Linked DNA regions of Homo sapiens: region 2 is linked to region 1. A link is an interaction called in ENCODE POLR2A ChIA-PET data of the cell type or tissue named here. Cell type or tissue: A673. All regions are shown on one strand. Each heading gives the region's core, and the rest is flanking DNA. Links, peaks and the distances in the headings are about the cores only. Region 1 overlaps RAD51C (RAD51 paralog C). Region 2 overlaps PPM1E (protein phosphatase, Mg2+/Mn2+ dependent 1E).

Region 1 (5,382 bases), core at 137-5,136:
AGGGTTTTGCTCTGTCCCCCAGGCTGGAGTGCATGGCAGGGTTTCACCACGTTGGCCAGGCTGGTCTCAAACTCCTGACCTCGTGATCCACCTGCTTCGGCCTCCCAAAGTGCTGGGATTACAGATGTGAGCCACCGCGCCCAGCCTGAAGGTTTTTTTGTTTTTTGTTTTTTGTTTTAGGAAACATAAAAAGAACCCGGAAGGTAAAATTGGTATATTTAATTGACAAATGTGTTGTTTTACCAAGACTTTTTCTTTAAGCCTTTTCAGAATGTTTTACAAAGACTTTAAATGTGCTTTTTATCAGTAAAGACTGTGTACAGTGGCAAGTTAAAGAAAATTATAATTATTCCTTTTTCTTTTTGAATTACTTTTTTTTTTTTTTTTTTTTGAGACAAAGTCTCACTCTGTCGCCCAGGCTGGAGTACAGTGGCGCAACCTCTGCCACCAGGGTTCAAGAGATTCTCCTGCCTCAGCCTCCTGAGTACCTGGGATTACAGGTGCCTGCCACTGTGCCTGGCTAATTTTTGTAGTTTTAGCAGAGATGGGGTTTCACCATCTTGGCCAGGCTGGTCTTGAACTCCTGACCTCGTGATCCACCTGCCTCGGCCTCCCAAAGTGCTGGGATTACAGGTGTGAGCCACCGCGCCCAGCCTTTGAATTACTTTTTTAAAGTTGAGAAATTATCAAAGCAGAGTCCGTTTTAACTTTTAGTGATTATTGCAGAAAGCACTGGCTGAACAGCTTTGTAACTTTCCAAAAGAAAGCCATACTTTAGACAGTTGGAAATAAAGCCCTGGGTTTTAAGGTTTTTTCCTGTAATGGACTATGGTTTTTCCAATGCTATGTTTTTTTCTATCTAGTAAGGGTTGGATTAAAGAAGAGGCTTTTATGAAGCAATGTCTAAGTAAGTTGTTTTATTTAGAGTATTTGTTTCTTCATTTAGCAAGTATTAATTGACACCTCCTTTCCTATATGCTATTTACTGTTCCAGGCATTGGGGATGATATAGTAAATAAGACAGAAGAATATAGTAAATAAGAGAGAAGGTCCCTGCTCTCTTGGAGAGAGAGAGCATTTTTATTATTATTATTTTATTTTTCGTAACAAATCTAATATTATCTCTTCTGTATTTAGGTTCGACTAGTGATAGTGGATGGTATTGCTTTTCCATTTCGTCATGACCTAGATGACCTGTCTCTTCGTACTCGGTTATTAAATGGCCTAGCCCAGCAAATGATCAGCCTTGCAAATAATCACAGATTAGCTGTAAGTATTAACTAGTGAAGAGAGTTTTATAACAAAGTCAAGACTGTATAAAATGTTAATGTCTAGAAATGTCAAAATAGCGTTTGCCTGACAAATAATATAGACATGCAGTTTTGAGTAAAGTTACGTTTGGTTGGTTTCCATTAAAAAATTCTGGTCATAAGTGTCAGTTTTCCTGGAAAATAACAAGCATAATTAATGGACTTTGTGGTTGAGCGCGGTAGCTCGTGCCTGTAATCCCAGCACTTTGGGAGGCCGAGGCAGGTGGATCATGAGGTCAGGAGTTTGAGACCACCCTCGCCAACATGGTGAAACCCTGTCTCTACTAAAAAAAAAAAAAAAAAAAAAAAACCAAAAATTAGCCCGGTGTGGTGGCATGCCCCTGTAATCCCACCTACTCGGGAGGCTGAGGTAGGAGAATCACTTGAACCCAGGAGGCGGAGGTTACAGTGGGTGGAGAACGCGCCATCACACTCCAGCCTGGGCAGCAGCAAGACTCCGTCTCAAGGCAAAAAAAAAAAAAAAGGACTTTGTTTGATAAAGAAATGCCACCTTTGTTAATTGCAGTGTCTTCTTTGTTTAAATATACTTTGGATGTTTTTCAGGTTAACTCTTCCAACATCCCTGGTTTTCTTCTCCTTTGAGTCTTTGATTATTATGTGGTATGTAATCACAGATTCAGATGGATTGAAACATAACCGGTGTAAACAACCTAGATGCTTTGAGGTAGAGCTAAATAACTCTTGAAGATTTGAAATGTGAGGAGAGAAGTAAATATCGGCTCAGAAGGGAAGAGATTTTTTTTTTTAAAGTTTTACCTCACTCCTCTTTAACTGCTTGTTTGCCATTACTTCCCACCCTGAATCCACATCCCACCACTGACACAAATACACACATTTGTCTGGGAGTAAGATGTAAGGTCAAACTGCTTAACTTGATTTCTTTGTCTTTACCTTAATTAGAGAGACCTTAGCACATACCTGTAATACATCATAAGTAAATAAAGAACTTCCTCAGTAAAGTCATTTTAAAGCATACTTTTTTCTTTGAATTTCCAATTTTTTTTGCCATATGCTGAAAAGCATAGTGCCCTGTGTTTGAATTACTTTTTGCTTAAATTAATTGTAATTTAGCCTTTTGTTAATATCAGTGAAGAGCCTCCAGTAGGGGGCACTCAAGACTAATAGGTTGCATAGTTCCTTATGTTTTTAACAGAAATAGCTTCACCTTTTCCGACTAAAAAAGCAATCCAAACAATAACATCAAATAGTAGGTAGTGTTTAAGAAGAGTGATGTAAATATAAACGTCCTAACATGGAAGAAGATATATACATATATGTTATTGAGTGAAGAAATTTAAGTTGTATATAAAATATATTTAATGTTACCTCAGTTTAGAGAAAACTTATAATTATATGTATGCATTTATATTTGTATATATGAAGAGAAAGATCTGAAAGGACCAAAACATTAACAGTGGCTACTTCTTTTTTATTTTTTTGGAGACAGAATCTTACTGAAGTGCAGTGGTACAATCAGGGCTCGCCACAGCCTCGACATCTCGGGCTCAAGTGATCCTGCCACCTCAGCCTCCCTAGTAGCTGAGACTAGAGGCACATGCCACCATGCCCGGCTAATTTTTGTATTTTTTTTTTTGTAGAGATGGGGTTTCACCATGTTGCCCAGCTGGTCAGAAGGCGGAGGTTGGGCTCAAGCGATCATCTGCCGGCCTCAGCCTCCTAAAGTACTAGGATTACATGCATAAGCCACTGTGCCCAGACTTGGCTTCTTCAAAGGATGGGATTTTGTAGGGTTAGGGACACACTTTCCCTCTCTTACTTTATAATTTCTTTGCTTGAAGGTTTTTTTTCCCAATTAACATATATATAACATGTATGGCTTTTGATAATGTATTTTATAATTTTAAGGCCAGATGTGGTAACTCACACCTGTAATCCCAGCACTTTTGGAAGGCCAAAGTGGGAGGACCGCCTGAAGCCAGGAGTTTGAGACCAGCCTGAACAACAAAGCTTGACCCCATCTCTAAAAAAAAAAATACATAAAATAAGAATAATTGGCCGGGCACGGCGGCTCACATCTGTAATGCCAGCACTTTGGGAGACTGAGGTGGGCGGATCATGAGGTCAGGAGTTCGAGACCAGCCTGACCAACATGGTGAAACCCCATCTCTACTAAAAATACAAAAAATAGTCAGGCGTGGTGGCATGCCTGTAATCCCAGCTACTCAGGAGGCTGAGGCAGGGGAATCATTTGAACCCAGAAGGCGGAGGTTGCAGTGAGCCAAGATTGCGCCACTGCACTCCATCCTGGGCGAGAGAGCAACACTCCATCTCAAAAAAAAAAAAAAAAAAAAAGAAATTTTAAGTTATGTATGCTTTTTGTAAAAGAAAAAAAAAGTTCTAAACAATAAAAAATGTAGGAAGCGATTATTCATTACTCAGAGATTGTGTAAATATTGTTGTCTGGTGTAAATATTTTTGCAGACTTCATGCATATACAAACTTACGTTTTAGAAAATGAGGTCATAGGCCAGGTGTGGTGGCTCACGCCTGTAATCCCAGCACTTTGGGAGGCCAAGGCGGGCAGATCACGAGGTCAGGAGATCGAGACCATCCTGGCTAACACGGTGAAACCCCATCTCTACTAAAAATACAAAAAAGTAGCTAGGCTTGATGGCGGGCGCCTGTAATTTCAGCTACTCGGGAGGCTGAGGCAGGAGAATGGCATGAACCCGGGAGGCGGAGCTTGCAGTGAGCTGAGATACGCCACTGCACTCCAGCCTGGGCGACAGAGCAAGACTCCGTCTCAAAAAAAAAAGAAAATGAGGTCATGCCACCGCAGTGGCTCACGCCTGTAATCCCAGCACTTTGGGAGGCCAAGGTGGGAGGATCACTTGAGCCCATGAGTTTGAGACCAGCCTGGGAAATATAGTGAGACTTCATCGCTACAAATTTTTAAAAAAATCTTAGCCAAGCATAGTGGCATGCACCTATAGTTCTAGCTACTTAAGCGGCTGAGGTGGGAGTATTGCTTGAGGCTGGGAGGCAAAGGTTGCAGTGAGCTGAGATCGCACCACTGCACTCCAGCCTAGGCAGCAGAGCAAGACCCTGTCTTCAAAAACACAAAAAGAAATGAAAATGAGGTCATATTATACATGCTATTATGCAAAGCAGTTTTCTGTTTTTCACTTAATATATTGTGAACATCTTTCCATGTATACTACTTTTTTTTTCCATGTACACTACTTATAAGTCTGCTTTACACTAACAGCTGCATAGTATTTTGCTGTATGACTGTAGCATAGGTTTTTTTTGTATTTGTATTTGTTTTTGGGTTTTCTTTTTTATGAGACAGGGTCTCGCTCTGTCATCCAGGCTAGAGTGCAGTGGCATGATCTTGGTTCACTGTAGCCTCAATCTCCTGGGCTTAAGCAATCCTTTCACCTCAGCCTCTTGAGTAACTGAGACCACAGGCACACACCACCACACCCAGCCAATTTTTAAATTTTTTGTAGAGGCTGGGCACGGTGGCTCACACCTATAACCCACCACTGTGGGAGGCCAGGGCAAGCAGATCACTTGAGGTCAGGAGTTCAAGACCAGCCTTGCCAACATGGTGAAACCTTGTCTCTACTAATAATACAAAAATTAGCCAGGTGTGTTGGTGCTCACCTGTAGTCCTAGCTACTTGGGAGGCTGAGGCAGGAGAATCACTTGAACTCGGGAGGTGGAGGTTGCAGTGAGCCAAGATCACACTGTTGCACTCCAGCCTGGGAGACACAGTGAGACTCTAGCTCCAAAATAAATAAATAAATAAGTTTTTTGTAGAGATGAGGTCTCACTATGTTGCCTAGGCTGTTCTTGAACTCCTGGGCTTAAGGGATCCATCTGCTTCAGCCTTCCATAGGCATGAGCCACTGTGCCCACCCTGTAGCGTAGTTTTTTTAACCACCTCCTTATTGATGGTCTCTCTCTTTTTTTTTTTTCTGTTTTAGATAGAGTCTTCCTCTCTCACCCAGGTTGGAGTACAGTGTCACACTCTTGGCTCACTGCAGCCTCCACCTCCCAGGTTCCAGAGCTTCTCATTCCACAG
Region 2 (5,382 bases), core at 174-5,173, 210 kb after region 1:
CTTGGATTTTGTGCAAGAATTCAGGGCAAGTCCACAGTGCAAAGAGAAAGCAAGTTTATTAAGAAAGTAAAGGAATAAAAGAATGACTACCCCATAGACAGAGCAGCCTTGAGGGCTGCTGGTTGTCCATTTTTATGGTTATTTCTTGATTATATGCTAAACAAGGGGTGGATTATTCATGCCTCCCCTTTTTAGATCCTATAGGATAACTTTCTCATGTTGCCATGGCATTTGTAAACTGTCATGGCACTGGTGGGAATGTGGCAATGAGGATGACCAGAGGTCGCTCTGGTTGCAATCTTGGTTTTGGTGGGTTTTAGCCACCTTCTTTACTGCGTCCTGTTTTATCAGCAAGGTCTTCAAGACCTGTGTCTTGTGCCGACCTCCTCTCTCATCCTATGGCTTAGAATGCCTAACTGTCTGAGAATGCAGCCCAGTAGGTCTCAGCTTTATTTTACCCAACCCCTATTCAAGATGGAGTTGCTCTGGTTCAAATGCCTCTGACACAATGACCAAAGACTATATTGAATCATGTATGGTCAGTAGATTGTTAGTTTGTAAAAGCCCTGAATTTTACATCTTTATAATTCCCATTCAACTCAGAGCTGGCTATATTAAGTGCCATTTTTATAGCCAAATAGTTTTATTTTTGTTGCATATTTAAGGGATTTTTCAAATGTTTTTCTCTATTAAAATGCATTGTAGCTTACCTACTTTGCAATGTGGAATGGAATTAATGCTGAATTAGTAGATAGAAAATTTGTGTTCTAGGTCCCACCCCATTACTTCCTAAATATAACTAGGGCTAATTCACTTAACTCAATTTTCTCATCTATAAAATGGGTACAATCATACTTCATCTTTACCTATGTCTACTATTCAGCATGCATTCTTAGAGTTTTTCCATTTAAATTGTGTTGTGGTTTTTCTTATTTGTTTGAGACAGGGTTTCTCGTTATGTTGCCCAGTCTAGACTCAAACTCCTGCTCTCAAGTGATCCTCTCACCTCAGCCTCCCAAGTAGCTGGGACTACAGACACATTCCACTGCATTTAAATAGATTTTAAAGGCCATTAAATAATTTGGAAAAAAATAATTTCAAGCATAGCATTCCTAACAAGTAAGCTGCTATTAGCTGCTCCTTACAGGTTGTTGTAAAGTTTAAAAGACAGCGTGTACATAAAGACAATGTCTAGCACATAATAAATTTTGAATAAATAGAAAGTAATAGGATAGAGGTAGAATTTTCTATTGTCCTGTTTCCCTGATCCCATTTAAGTAAATATTTAATTAATTCTTGTACATTCTCCACAGGCCTTTGCTTATGAATTCCTGTCAGTAAGAAATTATAGCTTAAGGATGAGCTTGCTGTCATTTAAAAAAAGAAAGTATAGCCCCGCACAGTGGCTCACACCTATAATCCCAGCTACTCAGGAGGCTGAGGCTGGAGGATTGCTTGAGCCCAAGAGGTTGAGGCTGCAGTGAGCCATGATCACATCACTCCACTCCAGCCTGAGTGACAGAGCGAGACCCTATCTCAAAAAAGAAAGAAATTATGACAGAAGCTAACTAATCAGATGTTAGGGATATTATAGAGAGAATCCCTACCTGTAAATTGAAAGTTGGCCAGATGACTTCTGTGGTTCCTTCCAATTCTATGATTTTGCTTTAATACATATAGTACCTATCTCTCAGGGTTTAACTGAGAGCTTTAAGGGCTGAGATAGTATATGGGAAAACCATTTGTAAACATAAAGTACTATACAAATATGTGGTATTATTATATAAGACTAGTAAACTAGTCAACAGAGATTCCCTCAGTAACTGTAAGAACTATCTGTGGTGGGGCACGGTGGCTCACACCTGTAATCCCAGCACTTTGGGAGGCCAAGGCAGGTGGATTGCTTGAGGCCAGGAGTGTGAGACCAGCCGAGCCAACATGGTGAAACCCCGTCTCTACTAAAAATACAAAAATTATCCGGGCGTGGTTGTTCATGCCTGTAATCCCAACTACTCGGGAGGCTGAGGCATGATAATCACTTGAACCTGGGAGGCAGAGGTTGCAGTGAGCCGAGATTGCACCACTGCACTCCAGCCTGGGGAACAGAGCGAGACTCTGTCTCAAAAAAAAGAAAAAAAAAAAAAACTATCTGTATTCATTGAAAATTAAAAGATACACATAATGTATTGAGGTGTTTTTTGTTTTTTGTTTTGGTGAGGCCTAGAATTTATTATATTATAATCGTTGCCATTGTTTGTTATCTATTTATGTTTGTTTTCTTAGCTAAGAGGATTGTAGCACTTTTTTATGTAGCATACATTCTCCTATTTCTTCCATTACATTTACTCTGTGACAGTTTTTCCTAAGGCAATGCCCAGATGTGTTGTGGTTAAGGTTATAATTCAGCATTTCTATCAAGGAGACATCTTTCTGAAAACTATTTGGAAATAGACAGTAGCTCTCTGCAATCAAATTCACTCAGCTTGATGCCACTACTCTTGGTTTAACTTAAGCAGCACAGAACCAATTTTATGGTGAATTCAGAAGAGAAGCTATTGCTGGAAAATAAAATGACTTTGAGCCCTTCTATAGTATTTATCTACTGCCAACTATTTCTTCTCCTCATTATTAGAATAGTACATACTTTGTACTGTTGTGATTCTTCTGTGTAGAAAAAAGTTTTATAACTCATTTTGTTTTTTTTAGTTTTGTCATTTTTCATTTACTGACCAGATCAGATCTTTTCAAAGTCAAACTATAATTTTATTCTTTAGTTCCCTATGGAGTAGCATTTAAAGAAAATCATGGTAAATTACTCTATTCTTAGTTGGAATTTTATTTTACAGCTATGAATAAAAGCATTTTCCTAGATATTTTCCATAGAATTCCTGAAAATAGTTTCTCAGATCTTTCTCAGTATTAAAAGTCAGGCTGAGATTCTCATTTTGTCCCTAGTTGCTGTAATTTTGTTACTTCCCCCATCAGCATTCCCATTTCTTTTAATTTTTAAAATTCTTTTGGTTTATTTTCTGAGTTTAACAGTGGGGAATCCATTTGACTGTGCTCACAGCAGGTAGTAAGTACTATGGTAGACACTGGATTGGTTTCTTTGGATGGTTAAAAGAATAAGAGGGTAATTAAGCTTTTCTGAAGCTGCCAACTGTATTGGAGGTTTGGTGTACATTTAAGGCTTATTTAAAAATAGTTCCTTCAGAAACTGAACATTTAACCAGTAGAATTCCTAAGGGCATATCGTTTTTATCAGGTAGCGATTACTTAGATTACTAGAATTTGTGTCAAATAGATTTCCTCTTTCATATAAGACTAAGTCTAATGCTGTACTATCTCATTCTGACTTGTAATGTTAATTTATGATCTTTAGTAGGGTGCTTTTTACCTACCATAAACTCCCAAATATAGCTTTTTAAAATAATGTGTGCTTTAAAAATACATGCATCTTGTAATCCTAGCACTTTGGGAGGCTGAGGCTGGTGGATTGCCTGAGCTCAGGAGTTCCAGACCAGCCTGGGCAACACGGTGAAACCCCATCTCTACTAAAATACAAAAAATTCGCCGGGCATGGTGGCATGCACTTGTAGTCCCAGCTACTCGGGAGGCTGAGGCAGGAGAATTGCTTGAACCCTGGAGGCAGAGGTTGCAGTGAGCCGAGATCACACCACTGCACTCCAGCCTCGGTGACAAAGGGAGACTCCGTCTCAAAAAAAAAAAAAAAAAAAAAAAAAGCTTCTAAAAAACTGAATAGAAACGTTTATTCAGTTACTTTTAAAGATGCAGAATTAGCCAAAGCTTTGCTTCTTGAACTCAAAATCTAAATCTAGATAAAATGCAGAAAAGGGATTGCTTTTATGAGCTACAGTTATGAGGTCTAAAATTTTATCTACATAAGCTGGGATGTTGACATGTTTAAAACCCCAAACATTCTGTACTGAACCATAAATGGAAGCAGAGCTATAGTCTCCAGAGTTGTAATTTTCCCAGTGGTTTGATTCAGAGTACTTTGAAAAGGTAATTTAAATTTAAATTTGAAAGGGAGAAATGCCTAAAGGTTTTATGGCTCTCAGAAGATAATGGATAGGAATAGTCATTGTATGTGAGAGAAGGAAGAAAACCATAAGAGAAATGTGGCATTTAGAAACATGTACTAAACCTGGTGGAAGAATAGAAATTGATAGATGGAAAGAGGTGATGTAGGGAAAATATACAGTCATTGAACTTGAGAGTTCTTGAATAGTTAACATTCAGCTTTCATTCTATTCATTTAATAAATATTTACTGAGTACCTTCTGTGTGCTTTTTGGCACCGTGGTTTTAAGCAGATAAGTGTCAATGACATAACTAATTTTAAACTTTCTGTTTTGAAACCATTTTAGATTTACAGCGAGTTGAAAAGATAGAGGCTGGGCACGGTGGCTCACACCTGTAATCCCAGCACTTTGGGAGGCCGAGATGGGAGGATCACCTGAGATCGGGAGTTTGAGACCAGCCTGACCAACATGGAGAAACCCTGTCTCTACTAAAAACACAAAAAATTAGCTGGGCGTGGTGGTGCATGCCTGTAATTCCAGCTACCCAGGAGGCTGAGGCAGGAGAATCACTTGAACCAGGGAGGGGGAGGTTGCAGTGAGCCGAGATCACACCATTGCACTCCAGCCTGAACGACAAGAATGAAACTCTGTCTCAAAAGAAAAAAGGAAAAAAAAAGATAGAGAGTTCTTTCTCCCAGGTGCTACATGATTGTGGTACATTACTCAAAACTAAGAATTTACCATTGGCACTGACAGTTTTAAAGGACATATCTTATCTGGCACTTGCTGGCAGAATAAACTATGGGGTCAGGGGAGGGCAGGGTAGAAGCAGGGAGATCAGTTAGTAGTTGATGACATTAATCCAGGGGAAGCATAGTAATGATGGTTTAGACTAGGTGTTTATCTATAAAAGTGGTAACAGGTAGTCGGATTTTGAAAATAGAACCAAGAAGATTTGCTGATGGATTGGATTTGGGATGTGAGATAAACAGAGGAATCAAAATGACTCTAAGATTTTTGGAAAGGAGTCATTTCTAAAAATGGAAAATGAGTTTTAGCACTAAACTTACTGTCCTTCCTTCCACACCAACCTTACTGCCTTTCTCTCCACAACTCTTTAAAAGTTTTAGTTATTTCATTATCTACACAGACAATCCTCCAATGCTCAGATATCTCTGTTTCTTGACCTCCTCACCTCCAGTGATCTTGTCTTCCACCTCAATTTAGTCACCTGCTCATAAGATCATCCTCTAGGCTATGTCGTTACTAATAACTAAACCTTCATTTTAAGCATTCTACTCTCCTCCCACAACTCCTGTCTTTCCAGCCCTCTCCC

The links. ChIA-PET counts read pairs that join two places held together with the same protein. Peaks named below come from ENCODE experiments on the same cell type or tissue, not always from the same donor. Only the 100,000 strongest peaks of a DNase experiment are listed, where the experiment ranks them.
Region 2: POLR2A ChIA-PET joins it to region 1 with 13 read pairs; 2 of 35 experiments call an interaction of 5 or more read pairs at or near these places.

The regions. Positions count from the first base shown.
Region 1 is chr17:58,708,722-58,714,103 of GRCh38, forward strand. RAD51C (RAD51 paralog C) reads left to right here. Exons shown (of 9, transcript NM_058216.3): 5 at 1,138-1,269. Among named protein-coding and RNA genes, the nearest start is that of RAD51C, 19 kb to the left of the region's middle. In A673, for the core only: CTCF peaks have their summits at 2,419 (motif pointing right) and 2,624; a DNase peak (open chromatin) is centred at 2,440.
Region 2 is chr17:58,915,088-58,920,469 of GRCh38, forward strand. The region is part of intron 1 of PPM1E (protein phosphatase, Mg2+/Mn2+ dependent 1E); the gene reads left to right. Among named protein-coding and RNA genes, the nearest start is that of PPM1E, 160 kb to the left of the region's middle. In A673, for the core only: no CTCF peak of the experiment used is centred there; a DNase peak (open chromatin) is centred at 3,094; H3K4me3 peaks cover 659 bases.